2 separate regions of the Homo sapiens genome follow, and region 2 is linked to region 1. The links are chromatin loops, found by intact Hi-C in ENCODE. Cell type or tissue: Caco-2. All regions are shown on one strand. Each heading gives the region's core, and the rest is flanking DNA. Links, peaks and the distances in the headings are about the cores only. Region 1 overlaps SCFD2 (sec1 family domain containing 2). Region 2 holds the start of LOC124900701 (a long non-coding RNA gene).

Evidence for each region. A loop is a pair of places that touch in the nucleus more often than their neighbours do. Peaks named below come from ENCODE experiments on the same cell type or tissue, not always from the same donor. Only the 100,000 strongest peaks of a DNase experiment are listed, where the experiment ranks them.
Region 2: a loop joins it to region 1, with 1.9 times the contacts of the local background. A loop is called at or near these places in 1 of 110 quality-filtered maps.

What each region holds. Positions count from the first base shown.
Region 1 is chr4:53,112,377-53,128,489 of GRCh38, forward strand. All of the region lies in intron 5 of SCFD2 (sec1 family domain containing 2), which reads right to left. Among named protein-coding and RNA genes, the nearest start is that of SCFD2-AS1, 190 kb to the left of the region's middle. In Caco-2, for the core only: no CTCF peak of the experiment used is centred there; a DNase peak (open chromatin) is centred at 7,435.
Region 2 is chr4:53,035,880-53,051,992 of GRCh38, forward strand. The region is part of intron 5 of SCFD2 (sec1 family domain containing 2); the gene reads right to left. It overlaps LOC124900701 (a long non-coding RNA gene), which reads left to right and starts at 2,736. Exons shown (of 3, transcript XR_007058116.1): 1 at 2,736-4,233; 2 at 11,995-12,156; 3 at 13,134-13,219. In Caco-2, for the core only: no CTCF peak of the experiment used is centred there; no DNase peak of the experiment used is centred there.

The DNA of each region.
Region 1 (16,113 bases), core at 5,889-8,388:
AACTTCTGACTTTAACACCTCATCAATATAAACTCAACTGGGATTTACTGTATAGCTGGTATGGCTCTACGGTGAGCAGAGAACAGTTAAGTCATGACATCTGCCATCAAAGGGTCTATCTGCCAGATGCATTCGCACCAAGTAGAAGCCCTAAAAATTTGCATCCTTTCTCCATTACAGGACATAAAATAATGCTTCTCAAAACATTTGAGTGAAGTAGTGTGACATGGTAGTTAAGAGCACAGGTTTTAGAACCAGGCTCAGGTTTGAATCACTGGTTTGCCACTCAATAGCTGAGCTCTATTATTTCTCCAAGTCCTACTTTCCTCACTGAGAAAATGGGGATAATAATAACAGATTCCTCAAGGGATCTTGGAGGATTATCCCATCAATCTTGAAACCCTGTTTCTTCAATCTACCCACTTCTCTCAACTGTTGATGCCTAAATCAAGCCTCCATCTTCTCCAGCCTACATTAGGACAATGGCTTCCTCATTGGCTTTTCCTTACGCATTCCCTACCCCTATTCCCACCATCATCTATTCTCCACACTAGCCATAGGATCCCAGATAAAATATAAATATTATCATGATTCCCTCTTAAGGTCTCTTACTGGCTTCTCATAGCTCTTAGGATGAATACTAAATCCTTAAATTGGCATACAAGGCCTTGAGTTACTCTGTTTACTCTACCACGTTAGTCACATTTTGTGCTTCCATCTACTCCCCAACCCAATCCCTTTGCCTTTTGCTTCAGAATTCAACTCAAACATTGCCTCCTAAGGAACCCTTTCCTAACTTCAAGACCAGACTGGCAGATCTTAGTGCCACTCCTCAAATATTTCTGGTTTTCTTCTTTCAGACACGGTAGGACTGCACTTTTCCTAGCCCCTGTAAGTTAGGAAGGACCATAACCCTTACTTTGGCCAATGAAATATGAGCAGAAGCTACTGTGTTACTTCTTTTCCTGTCCTGAAAATGGCCATGTGCTTGTTAGTGGCAGCTCTGTTTGCCTGTGTCCTGGAGTAAGGGGGACAAAAATACTGATGGAGAACAGAACTCTCAGCCTACTTCTCACAGACATGTAGCATAAGCAAGAAATAAGTTTTCATTGTTTTAAGCCACTGAAATGTTAAGGCTGTTATTTCAAAATAATCTGTCTTATCCTGACTGGTAGACTAATTTAGAAACCCCACTAGAATGTTCTCCTAACAGTCTCCTCTGTGACAGTTTTCACAACTGCAATCACATAGGTATATGTGAGTCATTTGTTTCATGACCTCCTCCTACTAGAATGTAGCCTCCACCAGGGCTTGTTCACTTCTGGAACCCTAGCACCCAGCACACTACCTGACATAATTCTCAGTAAAAATTGGACAAATGAACACATTTATTATTGGATAATGTTTATAAAGTGGCTGGAATAAAACAAAGGTACAGAAAGTGGTCAATAACAATGAGGCATTATTTCTTCTCACTATTGTGAGAAGGCATTATTTCTTCTCACTGTTGTAAGAAATTATTTCTTCTCACTGTTGTGAGAAGGCATTATTTCTTCTCACTGTTTTAGTATAATTATTACATAATCATAGTTAATTAAAGGCAGCTTAGTGTAATGGTTAGGAGCCAGACTCTGAAACCAGATTCCCTGAGGATTTGAATCCTGGCTCCACCACTTACTAGCTGTGTGACCTTGGTCAAATTACTTAAACTTTCGTTCCTTTAATTTCTTCATTTGTAAAGTATGAGACAATAATTGTACATATCTCATCGGACTGTCATGAGGATTAAATGAGTTAACTTGCACCTAAAACTATGGTTGGCACATACTAAGCACTATGTTAGATTTTGTTAAATACACACAAATATGCACACATACTACACATAGTATTAACATAAAAGGGGCTTTAGCAGCTTCTGTTGAACTATATATCTCCAAAACAGATGCACATGGAGGTTCCTGGTAAGTTGAAGTTACCATACTCCATCTTTTCGCCCCCACTGAATGCAAGTAGAAAACCTGGGCAGAGCACATGACCCCAGAATGCAAAAAACCATACTTTGAAGTCTCAGTAAACTGGTGGTAAGTATATCATTCTTCTTGTTTTCCTCCCAGCCTGTACTCAATCCAGCCCAAAAGCCAGAAATTTGATTTGAATAATTGTGGATTTCTCATCAGAACCTCTTGGAGTCCAGAAGGAAGTAGAACATTTTTTAAAGGCTGAAAGAAAAATACATTCAATGAAAACATTTTTCAGAATTGAAGGTGATGTAGCTATTTTCAGTTGAAAGAAAATTAAGAGAATTGCTTCAGGAAGTTCTTCAGATTGAAGGGAAATCATATCAGAAGGAAAAGTGGAACATCAGAAATAAAGGAAGAAAAACAGAAATAGTTTTGAAAATTGAAATTGAAAATGATCACATTATCTAATGGAGTTTTTAATGTATATAAATGTAGTATATGAGAGAACTACAATATAAAGAGATTTAGAGATATATGAGTAATGTTTCCATGTTCCACTTGAAGTAGTAAAATATTGATTGTAAATAGACCATGTTAAGTATGTGTATTCTAATCCCTAGAGCAACCTCTAACAACACTATACAAACAGAAATAGGCAAACACGATGTTTTTAAAATGGAGTATTAAAAAAATGTTTAAATAACCCCAAAGAACACAGGAAAGGGAAAACAGAAGAATGAAAATTAGAAGGGATAATCAGAAAACAAATTATAAAATGGTAGACCTAAATCCAAACATTTCAATAGTTACAATAAATGTAAGTGGTCTACACACACAAAAGACAGAGATTATAGACTGAATTTTTTTAAATGAAAGCAAATCATATACATAGACAAATTGGAGCACAAGAAGGAGAAAACAGTACAGTTAGGAGATTTAGAAACACTAATTCAAGAAAAAACTGAAAGAACATGATAAGATTAACCCAAAGAAGAAAAGACTGAGTCAGGGTATCTTTAAATTTTTAAAAATATACAGTGAGAACCTGTTCTTTACTTAGTGCCAGGTCCATCCTAGAAGCTTCCACACACATGGAAGTGGTACAAAATTTGCTTTCATCTTGAGTCCTAAAAGGCAGAATTAATGAATGTCAGTGAGAGGTAGACAGATCAATTGCTGTAAGAATCCAAAGACAGAGAGGGCAGACCTGTCATCTCATTGGAGGTATCTTCCCTAAAGCTGAATAAAGGCTGAAATTTGGGTGATACTGTGGAAGAAACTTGAGAAAAGGAAAGGTAGTCACATTTGTATTTTAATCTTTTACTTTTATTACTGACAAGTGGATATGGGCTGACATGGTATTTCTACTTTAGGCTTCAAATTTATAACTTTTTCCTGACATATCTATTTATAGTATGGCAATAAAGAAGACCATAAAACTCTCTTCAATAGATTTAGAAAGACACTGACCTTCTAAAAGGTCTAACAATGCGATGCCTGCTCCAGAATAAAAATAAAATGCTGCAGAAATGTTTCCTTTCTTATCATATAGAAGACCTATGCTGTTTTAATTTGCCTAGCACTCATCCTCCATTTTTCTGATATCACTATTTATTTTGGGTACCTACATCTCTTTTACTCTGCCCATGAGCATTGGATGGGCTGATTTCCCCTCTGACTCAAGGATAAAGATGTGACCTTGACCTGGCCAATCAGAACACAGGATTCGTTCAGAAATTGGGAACATCACTAACCATAGCTATTCAGAGTTAATACTAGGACACTTTTTTGAGCAACCAGAATAGAAATTCCTTTTGTTTTCATTTGTATATGAACATAGAGGATGTATGTTAGTCAGGATAGAAAGGATTATGTTATAATAAAATGTTAAAACCTCAGTCAGTTAGTAAAACAAAAATTCTCTCTCACATTAAATGTTCATAGTGACAAGCAGGGAAGCTCTGCTCGTTGATATCACTCATGCATCTAAGCTGATGAAGGCCCACCCCATCTTGATACATGCTTCAATGTTTGCCATGGTAGGAAGAGGGGGACATAATAAATAATGTACTGGCTGTTAAAAGCTTTCTGCCCAGAAGTGCCACATGCCTCTTATGTCCACACTTTATTGGTAGAAGTAAATCACATTGCCAAACCTAACTTCAGGGGACAGAGAAGCAGAATCCTACCCAAAAGGAAGAAAGCTGGAAATATTTGGTGAACAGCTAACAATTACATAAGACATAACAGGATATACTACACAGAAGAGCACTTGCAGAGGTAAAGGAAGATGGAGTCCTGATAACACTGTTCCAGCTTCTGAATCCAATTATACCTGAAGCTGGATGGCCTTGGAGAGTTGGGTTTTGTGAACCAATAAATATGATTAATTCAGTTGGATTTTCTTTCATATCTGACAATGAAAAGAACCCTGAGTCACATACTTCTCAACAAATAACAGAGCTAGCACAGTAATTTGGGGTTTTGAGGGAGATGGTAGAAGGCAGATGGATGTTAACATATCCTTTGGATGCCAACAGGTCTTAAAGCAACCACAGAGCCTCTAAGTACCATCACCTTGTCACAGATATCCTGGAATTCCATATGCAATGAAAGTTGAAGAAGCTGATGAAGAAAGAAAACCAAAGATGCAAGATTTCTAACTAGACCTAGACAAAACTTCTGCATCTTATCTAACAGATCCTGAGAAATAGACTCAGAAGAGGAGTGCTTCTCATTTTCTACAGGAGGAGAGTAGCACTCTGTGTACTGGAACTGAAACCATGGAAACTTGAGGGAATTCCAGACCACGCTGACTCCTATCAAGCTGCTGTGCCCCACCCCAGGAGAGCTGAACACAGGAGTAGCACAAGAGGGGCCACATTTTAACCTACCACTTCCTGTGATCTGTCTTACCTGGCCCAGAGCAGCTTGGAGTAAGACAATTTTCACCCTTGCAAGACTTAGCCAAGAATATCTATTAGATAGAGAAGAGGTGCATTCTTGTTCCCATATACAGCAGCTTGGGGTTGGCAAACCTGGGCTCAAATCCTAACTCTGCTACCTCTCTACTGAGTGTTCTTGAGAAAGTTTCTTAACCTCTGAGCCTTAGGTTCCTTATCTGTACAGGTGATCAACACTATCTACCTCAAAGGTAAGAGGTGATTTAAAAAAACAAAAAACAAAAAACACATACAGTGTTCCATACAAAGCCAAGCACCTAATATGTCTTCCTCTCGCCACCTCCTTCCCATCCCACCATCCACTGCCTTTCTTCTTTATCTGGAGGTGTAGAAGGGAAGGCTGCTGGTTTGTGGGCAGACCAGGAGTTTTGTGCACACTAGAGAAGGAACTCATCATGCTGTAAAGTACAGTAAAGTTCAAGAGCAAGTCCCAACCTTGGTTTATATTTTAGAAAAACCTTCTTTTAAACATGTCTTGATATACCAAAACACCACATGCAATTTTATATAAATAGAGTCACAGCAAAGGGCTTCTTTAAAAAGCAAGAAAACGGTAATCAGCTAGATTCATTTTTCCATCCAATCAGATGGATTGGGATTGTTAATAAATAAAACATAAAGACAAGGCGGTCTTTTCATGGAAAAATCTTATTTTTTTAAAGAAAATTTCCAGAAATAGCACTGGACTTCCATTTCAGTTAAGCTGCACTCAATTCACCCAAAACAACCCCACATTGATTGAGCATCAGTATTGTATGCCAGGTACTATGTGACATGGACACAAACACAATGTGAGATGTGTTTGTGAGATGGACAAACAAAAATGTGAGACACAAAAATGTGAGATGGACACAAACACAAGTAAGAAGTAATGTTGCCATTAAACCACAGGCTCTTTGAGGGCAGGGGATTTTTTCTTATTTGCCATTGTTTTCCCAGAACCCATTCCTGCCTGGCACATAGTAGGTGCTCAGTAAATAAGGGACAACTGATGAAATGACCAGCTCAAGCAGTTCGTGGTCTCCTGGTAGTTAAAATTAAGTGACATAAGTCATATTGGTGACTGCATTTCTCCGTCTTTGAGTAGTTATTGATTAAATAAAGAGGTTGTGGTGGTCAATAAAATTTGAAATGAGATTCAATCACAAAGAGAGATAAATCAAATATTTGTATCAGAAAAAAAGTATTTTGAAAATCCTTTGAAAACATGACATCTCATAATTGCAATAAGTAGAATTTTCTTCCAGGTTCAGTTTACAGCAAGGTACAATAACAGTAAAGCAGTAATAAAGGTAACATATTAGTGGCTGAGTGCTTACTAAGGGTGGGCTGAGCAGTGATCCCACCCACCACCCAGAGGGCGGGACACAAATGACTTCTGATTTACAAAGGACAAAACTGAGAAGTAAGAACTTGCCAAGGTCACAGACATAATTAGCAGGGATACATTCGATTCTGACTCTAGAAGACTTCCCTCCCTGCTTCTGCCTTTTAACTGCCACACTATATCTATTCCCTCTTATAATCTACAAGGCATCTACGTAAAAAAAAAATAAAATAAAAGGCTTTTGTTTCAGTGGTATCCATATCACATGGGGGAACAAAAGCCACTTTGGGAAACAACTCTGATAGAATTCACTGTTACTTAGTAGAGACTTGAAATGCATTTTTAAGTAACTGGAAAGAAGAGGCCCAACATAAACATTTGTAATCTTGCTACTAAAATCAAGTTTCTGTCTGGGCACGGTGGCTCATGCCTGTAATCCCAGCACATTGGGAAGCCGAGGTGGGTAAATCACTTCAAGTCAGGAGTTCGAGACCAGCCCGGCCAACATAGTGAAACACTGTCTCTACTAAAAATACAAAAATTAGCTAGGCATGATGGTGCATGCCTGTAATCCCAGCTACTCAGGAGGCTGAGGCAGGAGAATCACTTGAACCCGGGAGGCAGAGGTTGCAGTGAGCGGAGATTGCACCATTGCACTCCAGCTTGGGCAACAGAGCGAGACTCCATCTCAAAAAAAAAAAAAAATAGCCAGGTGTGGTGGTGGGTGCCTATGGTCCCAGCTACTTGGGAGGCTGAGGCACAAGAATCGTTTGAACCCAGGAGGCAGTGGCTGCAGTGAGCTGAGATTGCACCACTGCACTCCAGCCTGGGCGACAGAACGAGACTGTTTCAAAAAATAAATAAATAAAAATAAAATAAAGTTTCTGCCCAAAGTAAGTAAGGGAGTGGATCAGAGGAAGAGATGGTAATAAAGCCAGCTTAAAACTCCTGTGGTTTGATGGTTAAGAAAAAAATAAAGTCTCCATAAGGTTAGCATATACTGTTAGCCCTGTGAGGACTGCCAGTGTTTGGTATAGGCATGTGTTACCCCTGAAGTATGCTTTCATTTCAGAACTTTCCAAACCCCTGAAGAGTGCTGTAATCCCCTGTAGAAAACAGATAAATTGAGGTATTCCAACAACACAGATGAAACCCAGAACCCTGGGGCCAATCAGCAGTGACATCACACCACATTCCAATGCTGGCCTCTCACTACAAGGAGCTCACACAGAAACCAGAGCTTTGTTTTCCTTCAGTAATCAGGGGTGAGAGAGTGTTGGATTTTTATAGAAAAGTAATTACTGCAGGAAGATAATTACCTTCCCTCAAACAGGCCTCCTCTGCCTGTCATAACCAGGAAAGCAAGGGGCCCCTTCTATGCATACCTGAAGGGTTCTTGTTTCACCAAATCCAACTCAATCACACACTAATGGGTGAAAATGTATCCAATATTTTTACAGTCTAGTGACAAAAGGGCTGTGCAATTCTCAAAGTAATAAACGCATTTGACGAAAACTATACCTTAAATACACACAGTTTTATTTGTCAATTATACTTCAATAAAGCTGGGGGAAAAGAGACAAAAAACTAAATTAAAAAAAGTTCTTAGTGGCACATTTTTATAATTTAAGACAGATATCACTTCTGCTATCATTACTACCACCAGAATGGCAGCTGTCATTTACTGGAGGTTATGTTTAAGGCGTTGTTCTAACTATGCTATGATCTTACTACTGGGATACTCATTTTGCAGATGAGAAACTTAAGCCACAGCAATGAGATATAACTTGCTCAGGGCCACATGATGAACAAATAGTAGAACAAAGATTCAAACCCTGTCAATCTATGAAGCCCTAGTCCTAAATCACTGTGATAGAAGCATTAATAACTTGTATTTTTCCTTGTAGGACAGGACCTAAATGTTATTAACAGTATAAGCGTTCATGGTTAACATCAAATGTCTCTGGGGCACAGAGACACAGAGGTCCCTGTTTCACAGTCCACACTGGGAGAAATAGACAGTATCAGGTTAGAGAGACTGTCAGGCGTCATACCCAACTGAACCCAAGAGGACATTTTGCTTGGATGAGAAAAAGAAAATTTATTGAAATTTTATAAGGTCACCAAAGTTTAATGTCCCCCAGAAGGGTGTTGGTATAACATGGCCAAGGTATCCCATCACAAAATAAAAATAAAATCCTGTATTTTATGGAAATGAAAAAAAATTGCTAGCTGTCATCCAAACTCTTTGTGTACTTAAAGAGTGTCATTAATATTCCCAAACTGCCCTGTAAGGTCTCTTCTTCCAGCCAAACAAATGACCCTGAGTCCCCACACACTCAGGAGTTCTATTCGTAGATTCACTCAATAGACGCTTGCCAAGCGGCTACTACGTGCCATATCCGGTACTTGATACATTTCTGGGCCTCTAAGGACATTTATAACTGTGTGGATCTTGAGTTCCTGTTTACAAAAAATTGACACAATGATAAGTGAACTATTTCCAATTTGATCAGAACTGTCGCTCATTATAATCTTTTATTCCACCAACAGGGTGGTGGAGGGAAAACATGACAGTGAAGGGAAAGCAGAGGCCATAAACTCCACTGCACCTAAGGGCCCACACGTAATACAAGAGAATGAAAGGGATTGATTCTGGGGTGGGCTGGGAGCACAGGCCCCTTCTAAGGGGCAACCATGATTCAACTCCCACCAGTTCCTACCATTCCTTGCATTTTTCAAAAAGAAACACACAAACAAAATCCAGCTATTCATGTGAAGTCTCTATTGTTCAAGTTTGGGCTCCAAATGAAAGTTATCACAAACACTGAGTAGGCCAAACAAAACAGGGCTCCAGAACAGCTAGGGCTTGCTGGTTATGAGCCTGCCATCCAGTTTCTTTTCTGAGGCGTAGAAGGATAGAGGCTGATTGAATTGGGAACATGCTGTTATGGACAGTTCTTTCAGGTCCCTTCCACGTCCACAAAAGAAGTAACTTTGTGAATTACTGGCAGAGCCAACTGAATGCGGTGCTTACGTAACAGACCTGGTCGCAATCAGAATAGTGTCCTGCAAAGGCAAGGCACAGGCAGAAGTGGCAATCCATGTGATCTTGACTCCCTTTGTGGAAGAAAGTGGGATTCCAGGCAGCCCTGCCTGCATATTGTTTCATATTACATAAACATAACTAATTGGTTATGACTGGTACAATGATTATAGCTGCATTACCCGTGTGATTTTTTTAAAGCAGACATTAATCAAGAATGCTAATATAAGCAGCTACCAAGGTCACTCTTATTTTTCTTGTTTTTTTTCCCCCAAAGTGAGTTCTTGCTTTTAATTTCAGCTGCCATCATCACATCACATTATCCATTTGAACCCAATTCTGACCTGATGGAATCACCTAAGGAATAAACTTCCCCAGACTCACTCACTTTGATGCCAAGCAAAAAACATTCTGAACCCTAGTCTGGGCGCGGTGGCTCATGCCTGTAATCCCAGCACTTCGGGAGGCTGAGGCAGGTGGATCACCTGAGGTCAGCAGTTTGAGACCAGCCTGGCCAACAAGGAGAAACCCCATCTCCACTAAAAATACAAAAATTAGCTGGGCATGGTGGTGGGCACATATAATCCCAGTTACTCAGGAGGCTGAGAAAGGAGAATTGCTTGAACTCAGGAGGTGAAGGTTGCAGTGAGCTGAGATTGTGCCACTGCACTTCAGCCTGGGTGACAGAGCGAGACTCCGTCTAAAAAAAAAAAAAATCCTGAACTCTGACCTCTGAACCCTGACATGCTGACAAGCCGCAGCTCACTCAACATGAAAGGGAAGGAAGAGCCTCAGCATAAACCCTATCCTGCCAAGAACTTCAGCCACTAAATGGCACAGCTGTGTCACAATAAACAAAGAGAAATAAGCAGAATAAATAGGTGGGGAGGGAATGTCGGAGCCTCTCGGTCCAGAATTAGTAGGCAATACACGCAGACATAAAGAACTCGGACTTCGACTCCAGATGGGCCTACATTTGAATTGTAATTTTTTCACCTAATAGTTTTGTGATGTCACATAAGTCAGTTCACCTCTCTAAGCCCAGTCTTCCTCATTTGTAAACTGGGTAGTAACACCTACTTCACAGGATTGCTATGAGGTATAATGAGGGAAAGTACGCAAGGCATTTTATAGGCACTCAGTAAATGGCAGCTGTACTTATTCTAAATGTTTTCATGTTTAATATTATTATGGTCAACTTATTTTTATATTATTTTTCATGTTTTCTATTTTTAATTTTATATTATTTTATATTTTTAACATAATAAACTTATGGCTTATTCATACAAAAAAATTAGGGCTTATTTCTGAACTGTGAGATTATTTGGAATATACGTACAATTCCTGTCCAATACTCCCTTACTGCTCCTATTAAATGGCTATTGAAGGACTACTTTGCTGACCCACTCTCTCCAGACAAAATTTTCATTACAGATTCACATTTTCAATGAATAGCATGCTGGATATTTACAGTTTTCATTTTCATTTCTTCTATTGCAAGGTATGTTTCTGTCCCCCCATTTCCACCCTATCCTAGCCTGATAGCTAGACACGAATTATTTTCTGCAGAAACAGAAAGCAAGATTTGCAAACACTTGAACATTAAGTTTAAACAACATTAGTCTAAGCAAAGGGCAAAAAGATTAGGCTGTGTACATATAGAGCTTTCTCACTCCCAGGCTAGGTTTTTAAATGTTTCCGGTTTGGCTAAGGAAATGGGAAGAGAGAGGGAATGCATGAATAGGTGACTGTGAGACCATGGAAACCAACAGTGGGGACTGTCCAGTGCCAGAGACAGCTGAGGGAGCAGCCAAACCAGTGCCCTAAGGGTTACCTTGCTGCTAACATGAGATGGGGGTGGGGGGGGGGCACTGACAAACATTCCTAGCAAGGTGCCAGTTGTGTGCCTATAAGAGGTGATGCTCGTTGATGCCCAAAATGCTACTAAAACCCAAAACCTCAACTGATCCCCTCCAAGTACACAACTCTCACCCCACTCATTGACCTAGGACCTTAATTGCTCCAGAAGAAAGGGCAAGGCCCTGGGTAGCTCAAGTGAGATGATGTCTCAAAGGAAAGTCATTCCTCATGCTTGATCAAGGGAGCTCCAGACAGAACACACTGCTCCAGTTCCACACAGATCTTCAGACAGGCCTCCTCAGCTTTCTGATTCAGTAGGTCTAGGGTAGGACCTGTAAGCTGTATTTTTAACAACCGTCTCAGGTGATTCTGGCTTGCAGAATGGTGCTTGGAAACCACTCCATCTAGAGGAGAATTAAAATGGATTTTCATAGGTACCTCTGTGGTAACAACAGTCCCATACTAGGAAGCAAGAGTCCAAAGGCTTTGTGTACTCTAGTGATGAGTCCATAGAAATAGAATATTTGGGGGTCAGGGCTTTGTCCTATTAGAGGGTCCAATATATTGCTTTCCTGCTTTAGACTATGAGACCAGTGAGCTAGGACATCCCACAGGGTGGTTTGGTGCTATATCTGGTCATTTTTGGTGTAAAATAAATATTAATTCCTATCAGTGCTGTTTGGCATGCTAGGAACACAGGACCAAGTATTTGACAAACAGACACCAAATCTTCCACTTATATAGGCAAATTAATAGTGTCTGATAACCAAACTTCACATGGTTGGGCCAGAGAAAGCTGAGGATCAAACTATAAAATTTTCTTCTGAGAAAAGAAGCATAGAAAGTAAGTTCATCTTAACTATGCATAGGTTAAGTGTCCTTCTCTTGTGAAGTTATTATTAAAGAAAATCAGTTCCAAATATGTAGGTGTGAAAGAAAAATAGGAGACTCAATTCTAGATGAACAAAGTGGTTTGGGGGAAGAATAACTAGACTCGCTGTCAAGAAGATGATATATTATTACAATATTTGGCTTATCGGGATTAGAGAAGAAAGTCCATGATAGTGTAAGCAAAGTTTTATAAAGAAAGAATATTTTTCTAGAAAATATTGGTCATTATCAAATACTTCCCTCATTAGCTAACATCCTAGAACCAGGTCTAGACCCCAAAGGATCAGCTATAAATCTAGCCTCCATTGAGTTTAAACCAAATCAGAAGAGAAAAGTGAAGAGCATCATAAAAATGTCAAAACTCTTTGTTCATTCCTTCCTTCAGCACCACCATTTTCAGATGGGAGCTAGAAATGCAAAGGTGGAGAACACAGTCACTGCTCTCAAGGAACTTAATTAATAGAAGAGAGAACAAACAACAATAATAACTATATTCTGCAATCCCTGAGATAGGTACTATTATATCCCCATTTTAGACATGGAGTAACGGAGGTAAAGAGAGATTAAGTGATTTGCCCAAGATCACCCCGGGAGAAGGAACACATGTGGATAAATTTCAACCCTGTGTGGCAATACAAATATAAGTCCCTAGGATCCTCGCAAATCAATACTGAGGCACAGGGGTCATTCTGAGCTAGGATGATTAGGGAAGGAATAAGAAAGGCAGTGACATATGAGTTCCATCTTAAAGAATGAGTGGGAGTTTTATAGGTAAGAATGGGGAACAGGGAATGTATTTTAGGCATAGGAAATGGTATTAAAATATAGTACAGTTGGGGAAAATAACTTATGATAGAGATGGTCTAAAATTATTTAAATCCTGAGGAGAGAATACAGAAGGGATCTTCTTCTTCCAGCATATTATAACACGTCAGATGAGATCATTTCGGTTATAATATTATAAGAGTAACATTTTATTTATCTTGATCTAAAGCCTTTTTCATTCTTATTCTCTTTTACTAGCATTTTGAAATTTTCCCGTTTATCACAGTCAACAAAAATTTATCAGATATTCTCCTGCATGTAGGCAAAAAAGCAGCAAGTGCTCAGACAAGCCAGTCAGCTTCCTGCTGTTGAGTAGCTAACCTCAGAAGATGGGACACACGCTCATGTTTCTGTCAATGGGCACACATGCCTGACGGCAGGGCCCAGGTTATATACATGCAGGGAAACAGATACCTGGGGCTAGGAGCAAACACACTCCTGCCACTTCATATTAAACATTATATATTCTTAGTTTCTCCGTTATGATGAAAGACTACCCAATAGGATGCTGTAACTTAGAACTGCCAATTTCATGTCTGACTGGCAGGGTTTAGGGCCTGATCACTAAAGGGAGGGGGTAGATATGGGGTAAATAGAAGTTGTTTTAGAAAATGTTTCAGGAGTGATGGTTCCATCCAGGTTGGGAAGAGTATGGGAGAGCATCCAGAAAGGACTACAGAAGCTGGCTGAGGACAGATTTGTCAAGGAACATTTGCAAAGAGGCTGCAGCTGGATACTACCAACAGGCACTTCTCCCATGAAGGACAAAGGGAAGCGGACCATGCTGAGGGAGTTCAAGGGAAAACCAGAGAGTTGAAGTTGAGCTAAAACTAATATGAAGTTTCGCTAAAACTAAGGGATATCTGTGGCATTAATGAGAGACACTTTCCCCTTAAAAGTAAGCTCCATGGCAACACACACCTTGCCTACTCTACTATTGACCCTTTGCCAGTACTACCTTAGATGCACAGTTGTTCTTCCATAATAATCGGTTGAAAGGAGAGGAGAGAAAGAAGATGAAAGAACAGACACTTTTGCCACTTTAAAATGGCAGATTGCGTTAAGTTACATCACATTGTTTTTTGTTTGTTTTGAGACAGAGTCTTGCTCTCTGGAAGTGCAGTGGCGTGATCTCGGCTCACTGCAAACTCCGCCTCCTGGATTCAAGTAATTCTCCTGCCTCAGCTTCCTGAGTGGCTGGGATTACAGGCATGTGCCACCATGCCCAGCTAATTTTTGTATTTTTAGTAGAGACAGGGTTTTGCCATGTTGGCCAGGCTGGCCTCCAACTCCTGGCTTTAAGTGATCTGCCCGCCTCAGCCTTCCAAAGTGCTGGGATTACAAGTGTGAGCCACCACGCCCATCCTCACACCGGTTTTTAAATGATGGTGTACACATGGAATTTACCTTCCTTCTTAAAACTGGTACCTTGCAGGTCCCTCACACGTGGGACAAATAATTTGCCCACTTAACTACAGAGTACAAGTTGTGTGGGTGAGCCACACCTGCAGGGAAAGCAGGATTCCCGAGAACCACCGTCTCGGCAGAGAGCTCTCCTCTTTCTCCCTGAGTTCCTCCCAAAAAGTTATTTGGCCTGTTTCATTCCTATCATAATCAGGTTGGAAAAAAAAACCTTCAGAGAACCAGAGGATTAAAAGATGGGTTTAAATAAAAAATTTTGCATTCCATGTGTTGGCTGAATGGAGTGCTCAGTACCTGACCGGAAAACAAGATGTGGGGACAAAAGGAAAGAAGAGAAAAGCAATAAAGAAGAAAAAAACCTGAAGAAGTAGAGAAAGAAACAGCTAATTTAACCCAAAACTTCAGAATTTAAAAATCTGGTCATGTAAAAATATTAAAACACAAAGCAACATTTCCACTAACAGCTGATGTGATTTGTTTTCATTTCATGAAATATTTTCTTCACTATATTTCAAACAATGGGATTTAAAAACTCTCATCCAAAACTCATGGTTTCCTTTGATGTTCCAATTCCTTCTTCAACCAAACTTTCTATTCTCCAAAGCTAAGTTCATCTGGTAAACTTGCAACATATTTGCCCTGTTGCACAGCATCAGAGGAAACTCTGAAATGCAATCAGCTTCTTTCTTATTCCTTTATTCATGCAATAAATATTTATTAAGAGTCTTCTATGTGCGCACCCCCCACCCCAACCCCCAGCACAACTGGTGCTTGAGATACAACGTTGAGCAAAACTCACAGAGTTTATGATCCTGGAGGGAAGGCAGACACTAATCAAAGTAACACACAAATAGGTAATAAACTTTGTTCACTTTACGACACACAATGGGGTTGTGAGGCATTGAGCTGGTCTGGAGGTTCAGAGAAGGCTGATCTCAGGAGTTGTCTGAGCTGAGCTCGGAAACGGTTAGCTGGGCTGGGCTGGGAATCAGTTGCAGAGAACTGCTCTTGCAAGCACTTAGTATCTCAGGCAGTATAATATATTTAAGGAACTGCAAGGCCTGTGTCTGGGACAGAGGGAATGAAAGAAAAAAATGGCCTCCAGACTAAGAAACTGGCCATGGAAAAATGACCTTCTGCTGCTCTGAAAAGTCCAATGTGGAGGAGTGTGTCACTTTGGTCCAGACAGAGAGGACACGGTGGGTGTAGCACACTATTTGGTAACCATTTCTAGCTCCTCTCTACTCTGGAGAGTAATAACCCAGTTTTTTGTTTTTTTTTTTTTTTAGCCCAATCATGTGCATTTTTGCTATTCTGTTATTTTAAGCAAAATACTGATTTTTTTCACTATCAAATTGCAGAACAAGGGCCATGTCCTAAAAAAAAAAAAAAAAAAAAGCCAATAAAAAATCTAATATATGCATGTTCCCAGAATTGTTTTCATTTGTTGAATCTGACATTAAAATAAATTTAGACATAAATTGGCTCAAGAAAAAACGTAAAGATAATACTAAGGAAGTAATTAAGAATTTGATATTTTGATTTTTACGTGCACATACGCCATCAAAAAATTCCAACAAATATATCCTGATGGCTTTTGTTCTGTTCTAAATTCTGTATATAGCTGACCTGATGTGTAACAGCTTCAACACTTCCATTCTAATATCTGGAAGGGCTGCTGCTCTGAAATGCTATAATCACCTCAAAGTCAAAAGCCATTAAATGTTCATCTCTAAAATTAAAGGCATGTACTCATCTCAAATGATGTCATTTGTCTGGGCTTCTGCGTTTCCGAGGAGAACAACTTGAAGTAATCAA
Region 2 (16,113 bases), core at 5,454-7,953, 77 kb before region 1:
AGTGTAAATTAGTTCCACCATTGTGGAAGACAGTGTGGCGATTCCTCAAGGATCTAGACCTAGAAATACCATTGACCCAGCAATCCCATTACTAGGTATATACCCAAAGGATTATAAATCATTCTACTACAAAGGCACATGCACCCATATCGTTTTTGTTTTTATTTTATTTTATTTTATTTATTTTATTATTATTATACTTTAAGTTCTAGGGTACATGTGCACAATGTGCAGGTTTGTTACATAGGTATACACGTGCCATGTTGGTTTGCTGCACCCATCAACTCGTCATTTACATTAGGTATTTCTCCTAATGCTATCCCTCCCCCAGCCCCCAATCCCCTGACCAGCCCTGGTGTGTGATGGTCCCCGCCCTGTGTCCATGTGTTCTCATTACTCATTCCCACTTACGTGTGACAACATGTAGTGTTTGGTAGTCTGTCCTTGTGATAGTTTGCTTAGAATGATGGTTTCCAGCTTCATCCATGTCCCTGCAAAGGACATGAATGTACATGTATATTTATTGTGGCACTGTTCACAATAGCAAAGATTTGGAACCAACGCAAATGTCCATCAATAGTAGACCGGATAAAGAAAATGTGGCACAAATACACCCTGGAATACTATGCATCCATAAAAAAGGATAAGTTCATGTCCTTTGCAGGGACATGGATGAAGCTGGAAACCATCATTCTCAGCAAACTATCACAAGAACAGAAAGCCAAATACCACATGTTCTCACGCAAAAGTGGGAGTTGAACAATGAGAAAATATGGACATAGGGAGGGGAACATCACACGCCGGGGCCTGTCAGGGGGTGTGGGGCTAGGGAAAGGATAACATTAGGAGAAATACCTAATGTAGGTGACAGGTTGATGGGTGCAGCAAACCACCATGGCACATGTATACCTATGTAACAAAACTGCACATTCTGCACATGTATCCCAAAACTTAAATTATAATAATAATTAAAAAATCTACATCTACATGATTCCATTTTTGTGATATTCTGGAAAAGGTGAGATTATAAGAAAAGAAAACAGCTCAGTGATTGCCAAGGGCTGGTTTGGGGGGAAAGGGTTGATTACAAAGGAGCAGTAAGGGGAAACTTTTGGGGTGATGGGCAGTTCTGTATCCGAATTGTGGCGGTTACATGACTGCATTCATTTGTCAAAACTCATAGCAGTTCACTTTAAAAAGTGAATATCCCTGTATTTAAGTTTAAAAAGTAAATAAAGATTAACACCTTATGTAAATGTCTATCAACTGAGGACTGTTCAAATAAATTATAGGCCACTTCCCAAAGGAATATAGTATTCCTATCAAAAATGAATAAATAGATTTATATGTAATAGCAGGAAAAGCAAGTTGTAGAAGTTTAGGCATATGGTGATTCCATTTTAAGGACTATATGAACAAGCATGTTAGGAATTATATAGGAAAAATTATGGAGAAATATTCTCCAAATAGTAAGAGAAGTTGCATAAGAGACTTTCATTTTCTGTGATTTGCATATTAAAATAATGTATGGAGTTTTTAAACAGATTTTTTTCATAATACAAAATTTTAAAGCTATAAAATCTTATGTCTCAAGCTGAAGACATGCATGTATTTTCCCAATAAAGCACAGAATTTAAGTGATTTCATGACAGGTTCTTAAAAATGAGTTTCAGCAATAATTTGAAATGGAAACTTGATTCTGAGTACATTATAGAAGCATTTGTGTTGCCAATCAGTAACTGTCTGACAAGTTAGAATATGTTATGTAACCAATGAAAATGGCCAACCAATATGACACAAATCCTGTAAGCACAGGTGCATGTAAAAGTGATGCTTTTACAGCCCCCCAACCTTAACTCTTTTTGGACACTATGTTGTCTCAGATCTGAAGTTGTCTTTTCATAGAAAAATGTCTAATCTCTTTAAAACCACATATATCTGTTATATTTATGAGACCTGAGAACTCATCCTGGCAAAGCAAGGCCAAGGAAAAAAATCTATTGATAAACATGACAACAATCCAAAAATGAACATAATGTCACAGTTCAACCAAACCCTGGGGAATATAGATCTTGGATATCTGCTTGGAACATGACACTTCATTGCAAGCCAGAATATGAAAATTTTTATTAAGTCTGCATTCAGTGAAAAGAAAATTAGTGGTGCTCTGGATCCTTCTAAGAGGGTTGGCCAATGTTAGGCTGTAAGTGTAATACTTTTTGAATAATAATTGGTAACACAAAGTGACTCTTGGAATACCACATGCTCCCAGAATTTTCCTTAATAAGAACAGCATGTTAGAAAGATAATTCTGAAAAGAAAAACGAATACAAGTCTAGAAGAAGTCATGTTTTCTGATTTACTGAGCTCTTTACTGGCATTTACTGGAATCCAATAGAACTCCAGCCTCCTGGAGTTGGCAAATCCTTTCATGAGTCTGAGGAGGGTTCCATGAAGCAGGAAATCTGCCAAAATGAAATCACCTTTCTTTGGCCCACCCTCAATTGTAAAGACAACTGGATTGTCTTGGATACAACTCTTCAGATTGATAATTGGGCTCCTTTATATTTCCTTACAGATGTTCAAATGTTCACAGAAGAGTTTGTTTTAAACAGTTTTCATTGTAAAACAGTTTGCTTTTAATTAAAACAGACTTGCATGGAGAGTTTCATGAACAAATCATGCCTGACATCTGAAGCCTCTGAGCCTTGTCCATTATGAATTTTACTCTAAGTATAAAACGATAGGGAGAAAGAACATGGAAAATAAAATGCCAGGTTGTTAACAGAAAAAAGAAGACATTTAAAGTTTTTTGTTTTTTTTTTTTTTAGACAGGGTGTTGCTCTGCATTCATAGTGGAATACAGTGGTGTGATCACATCTCACTGCAGCCTCAATCTCCTGGGCTCAAGCAATCCTCCCACCTTCGCCTCCTGAGTAGCTGGGACTATAGTCATGTACCACAATGCCCAGCTAATTATTTTTTTTCTTTCAGAGATGGTGGATCTCACTTTGCTGCCCAGGCTAGTCTTGAACTTTTGGCTCAAGTGATCCTCCTGCCTCAGTCTCTCGAAGTGTTAGAATTATAGGCGTGAGTCACCATGCCTAGCCTAAAGTATTTTAATACCGACAAAAATATTTCCTTAAACAGGATTTGAATTCTGAGCTTTCCATCTACCAGCACTATATATTCCCTTTCCAGGTAGCAGTTTGGCTACTCTAGTCTAGTGCCTTCAGAATTCTGAAAAGCTCTTCTGGGCTTTCACTTTCCATTTCATCAAAGAGAAAAAGAGATTCAGTCTTCCTTTATGGGAACCCCATTTGGGATCAGAGTTTGGCTCTCAGGCCACGGTCTAAAACATATACATACCATATGTGTTCAATAAATGTTCATTTTTTTCTTTCTCATCCTTTGTTCTCTACTCTCTTATTTCCAATCCAGTTTGCATGTCCAATTATCAGGTCTATCAGAATAAGCCTTAAAATACCAATTTCATTAGGTGACTTTCTTGCTCAAAATCTTCCAGTGACTCCCAGCTGCCCATAGAATGTAGCCTGAACTTCTCTTCCTGGTATTCAAGGCCCTCTGTAATCTGACTACAATATACTTTAAAATTCTCTAACACACTTTAAAGACAAATTTCTATTGGGCCAATCTTCTCACCAATTCCTGCCTTTAAGTGCCAGGCCCTAACCAAATTTCTCACTGGGCCTGAGTTTAGGCATATCTTTTGCAAGAGGATTGGCTGCTCCACTCCTGCCCCGATAGATCACAGTAGCCTTAGTATAGCTACCAGGTAAGGGTGCCTCCTGTATATCATGCACTTTTCATACATTATCTTTTTTCATCATCATAATAACTTGTAAAGACCACATTCTGATTCCATTTTACAAATAAGGAAGTTGGAGCTCAGTGACATTGTGACGTAAGACCATGTTGTTGTTATGAAGTGGTGAAAACAGGATTCTCTCCTAAGACGGTTGCTAGAGCCATTGCTCTGCCCCTGCCTCTATGCTGACTTCATTCATCTCTTCTGCTCTGAACCTTGTCCAGTTTTATCTTTGGAATCACTTATTTGACACTTACACTCCTTCTGTCTTGAACTGGTAATTACATGATCCATTTGTGCTTATCTTCCCAACACGGCTGTTAGAGGGCAGTGGCTTCATGCTATTAACAAATCACCTCCATCAGCATTGAGCATAGTACTATGGCATAGCACAAATGCAGTGGGTGAGTATGTTCTGAAATCCTACTTATAAACTTCTTTTTGAGTTGAATTCTCCCTCAGACCTCCTGTTTTTGTTTAGAGTGCTGTTGCTCTTTGCTGAGTTAATGTTATCAAATGAAGCAATATATCTTTATCTGAGACCATGTAACTACCGCAGCATGTAACTCAATATGAGAGAGGGAGGTGAGCTTGACTCAAATGTCAATTTTCTAAAATTAACAAAGTATTTATGAATGAATGAACTTACATGAGTCATCTGAAGAAGGATCTTTATTTATAAATAATCCACATTGGAATTTGATTTTTTTTCTCCAACCATACCTCAATTTCATAAGATGGGGTTCATTTGAATCAAAATTTAATGTCCTACAATGCAATAAAAATGAAACAATGTGAGATTCCATATGCTTCTCATGGAAGCTTGCTAGTCTGTAAAATGGAAAGTACCTAGCCATGTTTAATGTAGATACTTTGCTTTGCTCTATTTGTCTAAAAATTTCCGAGGAATGCCCTGAATTATGCAACTATAAATATCTCTGTTCTTTGGGTTTCCTATCTTTTCTGCAAACTCCAACCACATTAAGTTCTTCCAATGCATGCTTCTTACTCATTGCCTTTTAGTAGTGGGTTCATTATAGAACTTCCAGCATTGTCGATAAGAACTGTACTTTTTTGATGGTTCATGCCTTACTGAAAAATTTGTGAAAGACCTTTATCAAGAGTGAAAATGATAACTAATTTTGAAAACAAAGGTTAAAAGATTTTAAACCTGTTGATAGAAAATCTTTCATGAATGAGATAAAACCTCTGTTGAACTTAAATAATTGCCTAGGTTTGAGAAGTTTATTCATTTCCCTTATTTGGTGAAAGAAAAAGAAAAAGAAAACCACAGGAACTATTCAGTCTATAAATCTGATACTAGACATATGCTATGCATATTTTCATAAAGACTTTTATTATGTGATCCTTAAGCAGCATATCCGTGCCATATGGGCAGACTGGAATATAAAACATATCTCTCAGAAAAGCTATTATTGGGTCAATAATATGCTAATTAAAAGGGTTTATGCAACCATCTGTGGGATCCCCAATGGCAGACGTTTGTTTCTAGAACTGATAGTGCTGCAGTATCTTATGGTGCCTCCTACAGTGTTATGGATGCTTGATACAGTTTCACTGATGGTGATGGAACAGAGGTGTTGGTAAACCTGGTGAATTCATAAGGTATGTTTTACACTTAACAGAGATTTACAATCACTGCACATAACTTGGTAGATTTAAAGGGTTTCTGTGGAGCTAAGTTCCTCTAACTACCATTCTATTCAAAATAAATCAACATTACATTTACCTGTTTACCATACTTGCACACAGTAAAACAGCATTTAAATCAGGAGATGAGATGTCCAATGAGAGTAACTAAGTGATTAACTGTGCACTCCAGTTACCAGCTTTTGGGAAGGGTAAAAATTTAGTTTTGTAAAAGTACTGGGTAAGGATGAGAGAAAGGATGAGAGAAAGAATGATCCACATTGTTTCTTCAAAATGCCTTTGAAAATGGAAGTGTTCACCTTGTACATGTGGTTTAAGGATGGTTTGATGTAGCCCTTAGGAAATTCACACATTACTGCTTCAAAAACCATGCTTCACTATTTCAGTGGTAATATAATTACTTGTTGTTGGTGTTAAAATACTTGAGTTTTATTCTTTTCAGGCATTCCATAGCATAGCTCTGTTTCCCAGAGTGTATCCACTTCTTCCATCATTTGCTACCCTCAAGAGTTTCCTTATTTTTATATTCATCCTCTTTTCAGTAGTGACAGCATGGAGCATAAATGTTCCACTTTGTTAAGACAAGCTGAGGGACAAATAAGCTATGTCAAAAGAATAAAACATATCTCAAATATACCTAAGAGCCAGGACCTGGTCTCATGGGTCTAACAAAGGGACACATACACTTCTCTCAGCAGAGCTGTAAAATGCTTCTGCTGACTTCTGGGCCCTTTAGTAATCAACAACTCTAATGTGGTTTACAAAGCTGGTCTCATTGGAGACTGCAACAGGGTTTTCTCTCATTCTCTATACACCACGGTGGTGGATTTGCTATCTATTCCTCAATCCAAATCCGGAAATGCGTAAAATCATTTCACTGTTTTCAACCATCTGCTATTATAGACATTTATTTCTATGTAAGTAGTATAAAGCTTCTTCTAAAAAATGTGTGTGTGTGTATATATATATATATATCATCAAAAGATCCAAGAACACTGGGCCTTCATTCCCACAGGGACGCAATCAGCTAAGGCTGAGCAAAGGTGTCCCTTCCCTGTGGTATAATTTAGCATGGTTCAACACACCATGTTCTTTGCCTTTCTCAGTCCAGTAGAGAAAAAGGAAATATGTACTGGACTTCCTGGAAATTGGAACTTTAAGGCTGGATCTAAATATTACAATACACAAATAAATAAAATATACATTTTCTTGTGACACATCTGGAAAATGTACATGGAGGATCTGGTATAAGATAAAATATTCTCGAAAACAAAATCTCTACATATTAGTTTCCTCCTTTTCTTCCCCAACCTATTTTTTTTGTTTTTTTCAGCGAATTCAGCCATTTTATCCTAATGTCCTCCACTTACACACATTAGATTTCCAAGTGAAGTAACAAAACGGAGCCTCAGAATCCCCTGGAGCTGACCACCTTTCTTGGAGCAGCCTCCTGTAGTTTCTCCTTGGGACTATGGATTGTCATCTAAATGCTATCCCTGGTTTGTCTTGGGGCAAGGTTGGGCTGAATCTTCACAGCCGGAGGTATTAGGACTTACTCTACTTATTCTGTTTTTTGGAAAAGGGAAACCAGAAAGCACGTGAAACTTTATAAGTTAGAAAAACAACAGGGCCACAGACACTACTTCTAAAAATAAATACCACCTCGCCATTTCTGACCACGGCAGTGGGTTCAGCTACCAATAAAATCCGATTATATTATGTATTAATTGAGTGGCTTTCTATTAAGAGAGGCAGGGGTGAGAGGGAAGGAGGTTAGGAAAACATCTCAATAAAGCTCAGCTTCACAATGCTGAAGGCAATAGCAAATCAGATGGAACCAGGAAAGGCACTGTGGGGAATCTGATGAAGCCCACGTCAGTGACAAGTGAAAGAAAAGGGATGGCATTGAGCCAAAAGGAGGAAGAAAACAGATGGCAGCAAAATTAAAGCATCTGATTAGGCTGGAGATCTTAGCTGTCAACTAACAAATGTAAATAAATTAGGGAGACTTGACATATAAAAAATAGTGCTGAGAAAAGAAATCAGCCATGCTTAATTTTAAATAATTGGTGACCATGTTGCTGTGAAATCCATGCATTTGTCAACAAAGATTAGTTAAATTGAAGAAATATAAAGTGAAAAAATAATAATTATCTGGAACAAAATTTCTAGATAATTGTAACAAAACACGAGGGTCAGAGCAGTGGAAGGTGTTGAAGTGTGCTAAAAATCCTATCTTGTTGAATAAAAAAAGCAACTTGCAAAACAGTATTACTTTTAATATCGTTCCACTTTTTATGTACTACAAGAAAAGACTTTGTGAGGATACACACCAGATTTTTCAAGTGGTAACTGGAAATGGAGAATATTTGGGTACTTCGGTATTATTTAAATATTTAAAAAATGAACTTTTAAAAAATATTCTTTTAAAATAAACACTTACAAACCTTTAAAAAATAATATATTTCCCAAAGTATATTTTCAAAATATGAAATCTCTCTTATTTTTTGACATTGATACACTGATTATTTGCTTCCTGTGTTTCAATAGTAAAACATGTCACAGTTAATGTTAGACGCTGTGGTAGCCCCGGAGTTCACTGTTCAAACTCTTTCAAGAAAGAACTTGCCTTTGAGCTGCAAGGAGTGCAATTAGTAGACAGCTGCCAGCTGTCACCCCATTGGCATCCTCCTTAGCTTTTGAGATGGGGCCACAGTCCTCCTGGTCAGTACCAGCCAATAACAGAAGATGGTGAGGGCACTAGGACCTGGCCATTTCCTCCTAATGAAGTCTTCTCTAATAGTCAATCTTTAATCCCCAATTCCCCCTGGGGTTGGTACACTTGTCAGACCTGCATCAGAGTCTGAGGCTCTACCTCCCCAACCCTGCTTCCCCCACTGTCCTTTCACAGTTGTCAGATTTACATCACAGCCCAAGGCTTTCCCTGCTCAAACTGCAATCCTGCTCCCTCCCCCTTTTATTTTTCAAAGCCTTTATCTCGTCCTCCCACCTACCATAAAGCTCTTGCACTTCGAACTCTGTCTCAGCACCTGGTTTCTGGAGAACCAAATCAACAGACACTTTTTGGGGTTCCACATACTTTACAGGAACTTCCTTCCTTCCTTCCTTCCTTCCTTCCTCCCTCCCTCTCTCCCTTTCTCCTTCTATATACTTTACAGGATTCCTTTCCCTTTCCCCTTCCCATTCCCCTTCTCTTTCTCCTTCCTTCCTCCCTCCCTTCTTCCCTCCCTCCCTCCTTTTTTCCTTTTTCCTCCTCCTCCTCCTTCAAAGGGGAATTCCTCTCTCCACCCCAACCCTGTAATTCCTTGCCAAGCCTTTAAAAAAAATCATATAGCTCTGTCCTAAGATTATTGGCAGTGTAGGAAGCAGACACATAATCTGTCTCCATCTTTACATAGTGAGTCAATTAGGAGGCAAGAGTATTTCTGTTTTTTTTTTTTCCTTTTTGTCTGCACATAAACTGTATCCACTTAACTCCCCACCCCAATTCCCACCTCCACCCCCAACCCCCCCCCCCCGCCCACAAAAAACTTGCTTTGAGTCTGGGGTGAGCCGTGGTAACTTATAGTCACTTAGTAGCTACTAAAAATATTCTTAAAATAAGCAATGCTACTGCAATAGAAAATTCAACTAACAAATCTGCCATCTGCATTCAATGGACAATAGTAGGAGAATAGCAATATTGCCCTGATGACAAAGTGTGATCCCCAATACATCACAGCAAAGAGGTGAGTTTCACAAATATTCAGGTTACCTGGAAGAGAATTCACGTACATTTATAGGATTTTACTGTTTCCTTTGTACGAGGTTTTACTAATATTGTTGCTTTTGATTGCATACACTCTACTGGAATTCATTTATTATTTGTTTTATAGTGTGGATTTTTAGTTATTAGTATTCAACAAAATATAGTACTGGTATTTGCTTTTCTAACCCCATAAGTATGGTATGGGCACTTAATTTGTAAATGCAATTTGTGTTTTATTGCCTGCTGGGTTCTAGTATTCTACGGCCAATGTATTTCTTTTTGGATATGTAATTTAGCTTTAAAAGCTTAATTTTTAAAGGTTTGAATACTACTATATATCCAGAACTTATTATTTCGTATACTATACAAATAAATTTATAAATAAAAATAGCTTTTCTTATCCTCTGTATAATAAAACATACTTAAATTTTTAATTTCTCTCAAAATTTCCTTATAAAATTAGATTGCATCTTACATATCTGAGTATATCTTATATTCTGCCAAATAAGGGATTTTGTGTGTGTGCTTAGCAATAACTCTTGGCATAGATAGATAGATAGAGTGGGTGTTCAAAAATGCTTATTTGATGACTGAATGAATTAATCTACCAATTATTTACATATTTTGGAAAATAGAAAATAGTCTGTGGCTATCTCAACTTAAGATCCTGTCAACTAAGAAAAATTTTAACATGCCATAAAATGTTCTTCATACGCTAATTATCTCATAGTTATAATCTAACTTCTTAAAATATAAATGTTTACTATTTGTGAAATGAAAAAAAAAATCTATAGCTTTGTAGAGCTGGAAAGAGATCAGTTTGCTAACCATCCCATCTTAAAGATGGGGAAACTAAAGATCAGAGGTCACTTAACTATCCAGAGGCTACACACAGCTATGAAGGTGCAGAAGTGGGCCCAGAATGCAGCTCTCTAATATTTTCAGCTTAGTTTTCATTTCTCTTCTACCATGAGGTTGAAATATCCATACTAAAAAATCTTTTCAAAACAAATATTCAGTACCTATGAGGATGGAGTCAGCAGTGGCATAAATTAAAATGAATATTTTAAATTTTATTTTTATTTTTTTAGAGATGTGGTCTCATTCTGTCACTCAGGCTACAGTGCAGTGGTGTGAACACGGCTCACTGCAGCCTTGATCTTCAAGCAATCCTCCCCTTTCAGCCCCCCAGGTAGCTGGGACTACAGGTGCGTGCCACCACACTCAGCTAATTTCTGTACTTTTTTGTAGAGACAGGTTCTCATTATGTTGCCCAGGCTAGTCTCAAACTCCTGAGCACAAGCAATCTATCTGCCTTGGCCTCCCAAAGTGTTGGAATTACAGGTGTGAGCCACTGCGCCTGACCTATACCATTTTTTAAAGAGCACAGATTTTTTTTTTTTGTGATATCCAGAAAATCATAAAGTAAGATATGCTCTGGAAAATGTTGCAAAAGTAAGTAGAAAGTTCTGGTTCAATGGTACCTGACACTCCCACTTCAACAAAGCTACGTGTTTTTGTTGTTGTTTTTTTCTTTGAGACAGAGCCTTGCTCTGTCGCCCAGGCTGGAGTGCAATGGCATGATCTCGGCTCACTGCAACTTCCACCTCCCAGGTTCAAGCAATTCTCCTGCCTCAGCCTCCCAAGTAGCTGGGATTACAGGCACGCGCCACCACATCCAGCTAATTTTCTTTTGTATTTTTAGTAGAGACGGGGTTTTGCCATATTGGCCAGCGTGGTCTCAAACTCCTGACCTCAGGTGATCCACCTGCATTGGTCTCCCAAAGTGCTGGGATTACAGGAGGGAGCCACTGTGCCCGACCAAAGCTATGTGTTTTTGTGATGTGTGTAGTAATTATTTTCCCAAGTTTTGACTTCTTTTCATATTTCAGTAATAAATATTTACTGAATGCCTACTATATTCCAAAAATTGTTCTATAACTTAAAGATCATAGATTTAAAAAACACAAAGTTCCTGCTCCCCTGCCATTCTCAAAAGTGTGAAATCCCAATTCTCACTGAGCACAGTGGCTGATAACCTATAATCCCAGCACTTTGAGAGGCTGAGGCAGGAGGACTGCTTGAAGCCAGGAGTTCAAAACCAGCTTGGGCAACATAGTGAGACCCAGACTCTACAAAAAATTAAAAAATTAGGCAGGCTTAGTGGCATGTGCCGTAGTCCCCAGCTACTTGAGAGGCTGAGGTGGGAGGATCACTTGAGTGCATGAGGTCGAGGTGGCAGTGAGCCATGATCACACCACTGCACTCCAGCCTGGACAACAGAGTGAGACCCTGTCTCTAAAACAAAAAACAAACAAACAAAAAGCCCCACAATTATCTTCCAAGTATTTTCTTTGCAGGTTGTGTCTTCTTGACTCCTTAACTATCTGTTCCTCATGATATCTTCCTCTCACCTGTACCACGCACACTAATGCACACACATGTACACACATACACTTCTATCAGGTGACTGACATGCATGTTACACCGTCTTACGATTTTAAAATTCAGAATGACTTTACTCTTTTCCAATTTTTGGCTCTGTGGTTCCATTTAGGTTGTTTCTATCCAAAGAAAGCCAGGAATGGCATATTTATTTCTTCCCCCAAACTCCAAGGTGTGCTTTGCTAGTTTGTTTTCCTTAGAGAAATGAGGTTTAAACTGTCTCAGAAATGGGCATCTCCAGTAGGTAACCTTCTGGACTTGAACTGATAATATTTTGCAGGGGTGTCTAATTCTTCTGAAAATGTGACAGCTCTTCGACCTGACAGCCCTTCTGCCCTGACTGGTCACATGTGAGGGAATGTGTGTACTGTCTGGTGACTGCTAAATGTGGCCCAGGCATTCACTTACCCAGTGCACAAGACCCAGCAGCATCACCAGCAAGGTAGCTTGAAAAATCTTTTAATTAAATATTCTAGGCTACGCGCAGTTGCTCAGACCTGTAATCCCAGCACTTTAGGAGGCCGAAGTGGGTGGGTCACCTGAGGTCAGGAGTTCAAGACCAGCCTAGTCAACATGGCGAAATCCTGTCTCTACTAAAAATACGAAAATTAGCTCAGTGTGGTGGTGTGTGCCTGTAGTCCCAGCTACTTGGGAGGCTGAGGCATGAGAACCACTTGAACCTGGAGGCAGAGAATGTAGTGAACCGAGATCGTGCCACTGCACCCCAGCCTAGGTGACAGAGCAAGACTCTGTCTCAAAATGAATAAATAAGTACATACATACATACACACAGACATACTCTAAAACTTAGAGAGTCACTTTAACCTTTGCAGTATTGTCTTGACCTGAAAAAATGAAGATACTAGGTGTAGTGGCTCATGCCTGTAATCCCAGCATTTTGGGAGGCTGAGGCAGGAAGATCCCTTGAGCCCAGGAGTTTGAGAACAGCCTAGGAAACATAGGGAGACCCTGTCTCTACAGAAAATAAAAATAAAAAATTAGCCATGGGTGGTGGTGCATATCTGTGGTCCCAGCTACTAAGTAGGTTGAAGTGGACAGATCGCTCGAGCCTGAAAGGTCAGGGCTGCAGGGAGCTGTGTATCTCAAATGTTTTATTTCGATGGCCCTCCAGGCCCTGGGTCATCTGGCTCCTGCCTCTCTTCTCATTGGGCTTCAGCCATGCTGCCTGCATTCCTCCAACTCCCAGTGCCCCTTCTTGCTTCCTCTAAAGCTGCTCACATCCTCTGCCTCCCCATTTCCTGTCATCTGTCAGGTGGAAGCTTAGGGAGGCCTTCCCTGGACTCCCACACACCACTACACTCCAGCCTGGGTGACTGAGCGAGACCTAGTCTCAAATAAATAAATAAATAAATAATAAAAATAAAGCATCAAAACATTAATCTTAGGAATCTTTTTCAGCTTGTGGAGTAAATCAGATGAACAGTGTGTGAGAATTGGAAAACGTGTCCCAAAGAATAAGCACAACAGAATGGCGTACCTTCTTTCAACCCAGTTCAGTTTAACACAAGAGACTTCACACGGTTAATTCCATGTGGAAAGGACATTTTCTTGCTGGAAACAAATTTTAATCTTTGTGAGTCTGGAATTCACTAGGAAGAACACAAGATATGATACCAAGAATGTCTGCCCAGCCTTGCCATTAGAAGTCTTGTGACATGGAACTCTGTCTGGCACACTCATAACCTTAATGCAAGAGGATGGTGAAGAGGAATGTTTAGTGACCTGAGTGTAGATTATTGGTACTAATAGTAACAATCACAGTAACAACAAACAGTGGTATAGTGCATACCATGTGCTATTCACTGTGCTATGCACTCTTCATAACCTATATTAACTTATTTAGTCGTCACAACAGACCTGAGGGTCAGTCTACAGAGGTTAAATCACTTGTGCAAGCTTACATAGCCGAAGTAGGATTCAAACCCAGGCAGTCTGGGTTTCTGGTGCTCTAAACCACCATGTTTCACTGCCATTAGCTATCGTCTCCTCCTTGTTTTGTTCCCAAATGACAGAATAATGTTAAAGAGTGAGCAGAAAGGCAGCAGGGCATAGTGAATGGAAGGCATGCATCAGCTGGAATCATGAATCTTGCCTGGTTCAGCCTCCTGCACCAAGCTGCCTAATCTGAGTCTATCTCTTTAAAAAATTTCTGATAATGATAATGACTACCTTATGTCAGAAAATTAGATAAAATGCACAGACAAAATGCTCTCTCTCAGTGGAGGGGTTATAGGTCATTTTGTTGATGTTTTTGTTTTATTTGAGGTCATTTTAATTTCCTTCTTTTGGGTTTTCAGTATTTTAAAAAATTCTTTGATTGGCATGTATTCATTCATAGATTCAGCATTCAGCAAATGTTTATTTACTCCTGTTACAGGCTATAGATGTTAAACAGGAAAAAATAAAACACAATAGAAAATATTTTGATATGTGTACATGAGTCCGCAAACACTCGAATGTCACATGCAAAGGTAGTCATATAATGGAGGTAAGGAATTTCTTTCTCTAAAATTCTATGTTTAATGTTGTTTCTGTGGCCACTTTTGAGATCAGCAAATAAAAAGAAGTCTTAAAAACACCTTTAAGTACTTAAGAGAAGCAAGATCTTACCAGGATATCTTATTCCCCCAATAATGGTGGACAAATGAGGTGTTGATTAGACATTTTCAAAATGGCACAAAAGGCAGTCATGAGCACTGCTTTCTAACAGCTCCAGATTAAGTGGCAGCAAACCTCACCAGCAACAGTCTGGCTAAATAGCTGTCGTGATTAAACGAATCAAGATAGGTTGTAGAGGAGGCCATGAGGAATACTTCAAGATGACAAAGCTCAGAATTGGATTAGATTATTCTAGTTCAATAAAACAGATAACATCTCTATGTCTGGAACTGAAAATTACAGCCATCCCCTTGAAGCTGGAGAGTTTTGCACACAGTGGTGGGAGGCTATGAAGAAAGAACAAAAACCAGGAAAAAGCCAGGCAGATAATGCACCTGATTGCCGACACCATCTCTGGCCTCATTCCAACCCATTCTCCACATTGAGGTCAGTGTTTTATAAAACACAGATATGATCAAGTTACTCATAGGCTGAAAACCCTTTCATGGCTTCTCACTGCTTTGTTACCTCAAATGTTTTATTTCGATGGCCCTCCAGGCCCTGGGTCATCTGGCTCCTGCCTCTCTTCTCTTTGGGCTTCAGCCATGCTGCCTGCATTCCTCCAACTCCCAGTGCCCCTTCTTGCTTCCTCTAAAGCTGCTCACATCTTCTGTCTCCCCATTTCCTGTCGTCTGTCAGGTGGAAGCTTAGGGAGACCTTCCCTGGACACATCTTGATTAGGTCAGATCTCCTGGTAGGCGCTCTCTCAAAACATCAGGTTATTTTCCTTCATAGCCTTTATTACAATTTCATAATTAACACTGTGTGATTGTTTTATTTCTGTCCATCTCCTGGCTAAATTGCAAGTTCCATGAGGGCAGAGACCACATCTAATTTGTTCCTCACTGTATTCCTAGTGCCTGGCACAGTGTAGGCATTTATGAAGATGTATTGAACACAATAATGAATAAATATAATTTACAAAAAGCAACAAAGGTTTGAGAACATCTTCTATCACTATGGCAGACTGGTTAGACTCTGATCCCTTAAATTTTCTTCTTCTTGGTACTCTGGGAGACATCGGTCAGCCTCCCTTTCAGCCAGGTTCTGGGGGCATGCAACTGTATGCAGAAGTGTATGCAGTTCTGGCCTGTATGCAGAAGTGAAATGAGCCCCTTCCAGGACCAGCAACGGAGCCTCTCCAATCTTCTATACCACTCTTTTCCCCAGCAGTATGGTCAGAAGTTGAAGAGCCCAAGGTGTGGAGCCACCTAGGGGAAGCAACCCAAGCCCCTGAGTTACCTGTTGGTTAAGTGGGCTGCTTGAACCATGCTATGCTTGGCTTGAGTGAGAAAATTAAATTTTATTAGGTAAAGCCACTTTATAATTTGCAATTTTTATTACGGTGGCTAGATTTAATTACATTGGTTAATACGACTGCTTATTTCACTAACTTGTTTCTCCATCTGGATATAAAGTGGCGCTAACTGCACTAGCAATGCTGTCACTCATTGGAAGTTAAAGTCCGGAAGTTTACCACCAATAAAAGAAGGCTCTGATTAAAGAAGAAAGTAAGGATTTTAAAATTAGTTCTACTGAGTATTTCTCCTCATCTTTTAGTCAAAGAGAAGGAATTTCTAAAAGTCAAAGATGTAATAAAGAAAGAAGATACAGAAAAGATCTGAACATATTAAAAAATGAGATGAGGCCATTAAAGAATAATGACTGGTCCCTCAATTAGATCTAATTTTTCTAAAGAGCCCAAACCTACAGGTCAGAC